2 separate regions of the Mus musculus genome follow, and region 1 is linked to region 2. Evidence: chromatin loops called from intact Hi-C (ENCODE). Cell type or tissue: left cerebral cortex. All regions are shown on one strand.

Region 1 (2,500 bases), 310 kb after region 2:
GCGTCTTACACTTAGACTGGCTCTGGAGCCAAGCACACTTTTAGAAAACATGAGAATGTATGTAACCTTTGACTAAGCTCAGCGGGACAATAGCTAAGCTTTGGAAGCTGTGAGACCTGCAGGCAAGGGGCTTAGCCTCTCTGAACCGAATCACTTCATCCGACCATCACCTCCCCTCCTACACATGGCTTCTTCCAGTTTTTAGCCTCTTGAGCTTCTCCACGCTCCAACCCTGTCGGTAGGCAGCCAGCCCTATTGAAAAATCTCATTCACACTTGAGAAGTCTATAAATTGGGTCACTCAGCAGGTGTTGGACCTGCAAGCGGCAGTGCGGATGAGTACTTACCCTAGTGTGCAGAGGGAGGGGAGAGAGAGAGAGAGAGAGAGAGAGAGAGAGAGAGAGAGAGAGAGAGAGAGAGAGAGAGGAGAGAGAATGCACAGAGCTGATGAGGAGAGAAGGGGACTCTCTTCCCAGCTGCCCTCAGCATCTAGGGGTGACATGGGACTGGGGAGACTTGTGTTCATGCAGCAAACATATAGGAAGGTGGAGGGAAGGGAGGTTTATCTCTGAGAGCTGGAGAAGACTGCTCCTGTGGGTACGGAGCAGAGTCCTGCTTCCAAAATCAAGCACCTCTCAGTTTCAAGCGGCCTTCTAGAACTTTCATCGCTGTGTGACGCTGAGTCAGGCACTTGCCATCTCTGAGTTTCAAATGTCTCAACTGTTATGTGTAGCTGATCCCATCTCCCTAGTTATGATAACTAGCCAAAGGGATAGGTGTCACAACACATGAAGGCATTTGGGTCTCTTTTGTCAGTTTTCTTTGGTGGCAGCCTAAGCCACTGCTTTTACTATGAAATCAAACTAAGAGCTACCAGCCTCTCTTTGCATGCAGTTTTATCAGCCCATTTAAATAGTAATCCTCTCCTTTCCCCAGAGCATCACCATGTCTAGTTCAAGCCAATCAATATATAATTTTTAAAAATAGAGGTTGGCCTCTCCTCAAAGACACAAATCAAGGTTTAGAGTGGTTGCAACTTGACCCTTAATTTCTTGGCAAAATGGACAATTCTTTACTTTCTAAAGTAAGGCGACGTGATAGGAGCTCTAGAACACACAGGGGCCGTTGACTCAAGGGTCGCATCATTGGTCTCTAACTCCATCAAGCCTCTTCCCAGGTTCCGGCCGCTTACCTCTGCGGTGGTTAAGATCGCCCAGCAGCACGTTTCCCTCAATATGCAGGGTCGCAGCGCCCTCTGCCGGTTGTTTTGGGTACTGGTTCTCTAGCGGCTGGGTCAAAGAATCCATTCAGACCTTGCAAAATCAGACTCTTGGGCTGTAACCCAAATGTTTGCTAGTGTTTCAAGCTCTTCAGGACCAGTCGAAACTGAGGACCACTGATTTAAAGGTTGGTCTGATACGTAAAAAAGACGGGCCTTAGAACAGAATAATTAGCGGAGAGAATAAAATTCTCCAGATGGAATTACCCTGGTAATTATCAGTGGTCCATGATTTAAAAAAATAAAAGGTGTGATGCTAACCTGGGTTGCACATTCTCAGGGGGTGGGAGAAGTATAAGGTATCTCAAATATGTGTAGGTTCAAAGTCCAGCCAGTGTTGAGTTTGGAGTGCTGTTGGAAGGAACAGTGGTGTGAGTAAGGCGATTAAATGGTTTACACGTGGTCCGTTCAGTTCCTCTAACTCTGTCCTGGTTCTGGACCACTGCTAAACATCTTGTTAGCCTGTGGACATACTGATGGGCTGGGTGTGTGGCTCAGTGGTAGAGTGCTTGCTTAGTACGTGCTATGGCCCTATATTCTATCCCCAGCAACACATGCAAAGTTGCTAGGTCCCACCTCGTTTTTTGTTTGTTTGTTTGTTTGTTTTTTTCAGTGAGCCCAATCAGGTAATGCCTACGGCCCTGGCATATAAAGAACCATCACTCTGGACGCTGAGCAGATGAACATCCCCCTTTTAGATCTGCACTTAGTCCAGCATCGGGGGCACCCCCACAACACCCCCACTTTGTCTCAGAATAGCTCCACATGGAGGTAGGACAGCACATTGTGCAGCCATTTGCCAAAGCAAAACATCCAAGTCTCCTGTCCCGAATGCTTCCTCTCCCCCTCCCCCCTCCCCCTCCCCCCTCCCCCCTCCCCCTCCCTCTCCTTCACCCTCTCCCTCCCTCTCCTTCACCCTCTCCCTCTCTCTGTGTAGCTAATGGTAAACTTGAGCTTCTGGTCCCCCTGCCTCCACCTCCCATGTGCTGTGACAGCAGCGGTCCAGAAGCAGGACCAAGTTCAAGATCTGCTATGACGGTCTGAGGGACTAAACCACTTAATGACTTTACTCACACAGCCCCTCCCAACAGCACTCCAAACTCACCTGGTTTAGGTAGTGTTGGAGATCAAATCGTGCTTCCTGATTGAAAAGATGGAGAGGAAGGGCTTCCCAGAGGTGGGGTTCAACCAGGGTCCCAGCTCACCAAGTTTCTGTTAGGGA
Region 2 (2,500 bases):
TAAACCTCAGAATTGGTGCTACCAGAGGGCATCTGACAAGTCCTGGGTCCCAAGGCAGAGTACACAGGGCTGCATCTCTCCCTAAACAACAGATATTGATCCTATCCCATGCCAGTTGTCATGTTTATTGCTCCCTCTAAATAGGGAGGTGGCATTGGTCTCTATTATAGAAGACAAGCCTTGCCAAGTCATTGCAAGCTGCGAACAGTGGGGTGAGACTGAGAAATCAATGCAGCAGAGGGAGGAGGGGCTGCACATGCACGTGATGGTAGCTGCCACCAGCCAGTGTGTCACCTAGGTCCTGCCCCAGCAGATAAGGAAATGCTCACTGTGGCCGGCAACCCACAGATGATGCTGGTGGGCGGGGCATTCAGGAAAGAAGCGTCTCCCACTCTGTGTTCTGTTTCTCGAGTAAAATCAAAAGCCAAAGGAGTAAGCTTCCCAGAAGAGTCTATGGCAGTCTATGGTTGACAGGGGCTAGTGGGAATAAAGAGGCCTGGGGGCTACGCCCAACTTTCAGGATCACCCACACCCACTCTCTACACTCACTACATGCAGCTCTCCTGGGAGCATCTGGCCATTTCCCTCTCATTAATCCAACCCAAGGGCATCCAGAGATATAGTCCTCTCTCTTCAGAAAAGAGAACCAAGAATAACAAAGGGAGAGGTGGGGAGTCTGGGAGCCTTCCTGATCCCCGGAGGGGCAGTCCTTCTACTCCAGGCTTTAAAATGGAAGTGTCCGGGGTTCACCATCTTGCCAAAATCTCTGTACTGACTGAGCAACCTCCTCAAAGCATTGCTGAGGACATGCTAAGGGTCTCTGCAAAGGAAGGTCAGGGAGTAGTTGCTCTACACACCTGCTGTTCTCTGTCTCTCCGGTCACATGACAGGGTTCTGTGTCTGTGTCCTCAGGGACCAGGAGGGTACCAGCAAGTGCAGGAAGGACAGGACCTGTGACAGCCTGTATCTTCTCAGAGCCTCCCTTGCTGTTACCTCCAGAACTGACAATGCACATCTGGGACGGGGTGATGTAGTGAAAGCTTGAGCTGCCTGAAAGCTCATACAGATCTCTGTGAGAAGTTAAGAACGGAAGACTTGAGTGGAGTAGCTCACTACTGCCCCCATCCTAGAACGACAGATTTCACCATGGTTAGGAAAAATGTCAGGGGGCTTCTAGACACAGAAAGCTCTGTGGCTCTGTTCTCAGAGTCAGAAAAAGGCTGGAAAGAGTAGATTCCAGAAACAATACCCTTGGTGCACTTTCTGCCTGGTCCTGGGTCACAGCCCAGGCTCAGCATCCTTACCACATGTCCTCATCCCTGCAAACAGCTAAAGCTTTCTTCTGAACCATGCATCCCAATTCAGCCCTCCTCAACTCCTGGGGTCCCCACTATACCCTGTTACACTCCCCTGCCAACCCTTCCCACTCCTGCTCAGCTCCCAGGCTCCTGCTCTGCCATCACCACCTCCCACAACTGACCTTCTCAGCACCTGCTCCCTGCTGAGAAGTCTGCATCACACCTTCCCCCTGACCTGGCCCTGAGCCTTTGGCTCAGACTGTAGAACACTGGCTTTCGGGCCTAGTTCTATAACTGATCCACTCATTTAGCATTGAGAACATATTGGGCCTTGTCGCCTTGAACATGCAACTTTGTTCCTCTGATCTGACACTTCCTTCTCTGTCACTTGGGGGACTAAGGATCACAGGGATTAATATGGTGACACATGAAAACAGCCTGAGAACACTCAGCACCATCCACTTGACAGCCACTAATCCCAGCTTACAGGACGTTCCATTAGCGTGTTGCTCCTTAACTGCTACCCAGCTATTCCCTTACCTCATGATTCCTCAGGCATGGAAAGTCAAGGAAACACCTCCATTCGTAGCAGGCATCACTCCTCTTCCTTCTAAGGAGAATAAAGTGTGTGGTTCGGCCCTAAGCAAACCCAGTTCAAACTCTCATTCCAGCAGGTGCTAGCTGATGACCTAGACACCTCCCCGCCTGATGGGTATTCCCATAGCTGTCTCTCACAAACGTCCTTGCTATATGGTTTAGAAGCTGCATAACAAAGGGTGCATGATCAGCCCAACTCAGAATCTAACTCATCAAAGCCCTCTCTTCCCTTCTTTCTACTATTTTCTGTGGCCTCTGCATCAGGGTCCTCCCAAACCTTGACCTTCCTCCTCAGGACAAGCCATCCTGGCTTTTGCCTCTACAAGCAGAATAGGAATCCAAGCTCTCTGAGGACTGAGGGGATGACTCCCAAGGTCTTCAGGCTCAGAGAAAACGAGACCAGATATCTGCCAACAGAACTGGGACTCAAAACTAGGAATACACCAAATCTGCTCTAATTTTCTCGCAGCTCTGACAATTACTAGGAGCAGCGTACACACATTTAAGTAGCTATCATGAGCAAATGGGGAAAAAAATTAGCCTTATTTGCTGAGACACCAGTGTGGGAATTAGGGGAAGCATCATGTTGGGAGGAGGGGGCAGTT

Evidence for each region. A loop is a pair of places that touch in the nucleus more often than their neighbours do. Peaks named below come from ENCODE experiments on the same cell type or tissue, not always from the same donor. Only the 100,000 strongest peaks of a DNase experiment are listed, where the experiment ranks them.
Region 1: it touches region 2 in a loop (3-fold over the local background); 17 of 42 quality-filtered maps call a loop at or near these places.

The regions. Positions count from the first base shown.
Region 1 is chr7:78,889,595-78,892,094 of GRCm38, forward strand. No RefSeq gene overlaps it. Among named protein-coding and RNA genes, the nearest start is that of Mir7-2, 2.6 kb to the left of the region's middle. In left cerebral cortex, a CTCF peak has its summit at 1,264 (motif pointing left); DNase peaks (open chromatin) are centred at 1,249 and 2,005.
Region 2 is chr7:78,583,593-78,586,092 of GRCm38, forward strand. It overlaps E430016F16Rik (RIKEN cDNA E430016F16 gene), which reads right to left. Exons shown (of 11, transcript NR_015542.2): 10 at 1,839-1,908. Among named protein-coding and RNA genes, the nearest start is that of Ntrk3, 7.0 kb to the left of the region's middle. In left cerebral cortex, a CTCF peak has its summit at 1,127; DNase peaks (open chromatin) are centred at 386, 1,022 and 1,570; H3K27ac peaks cover 732 bases.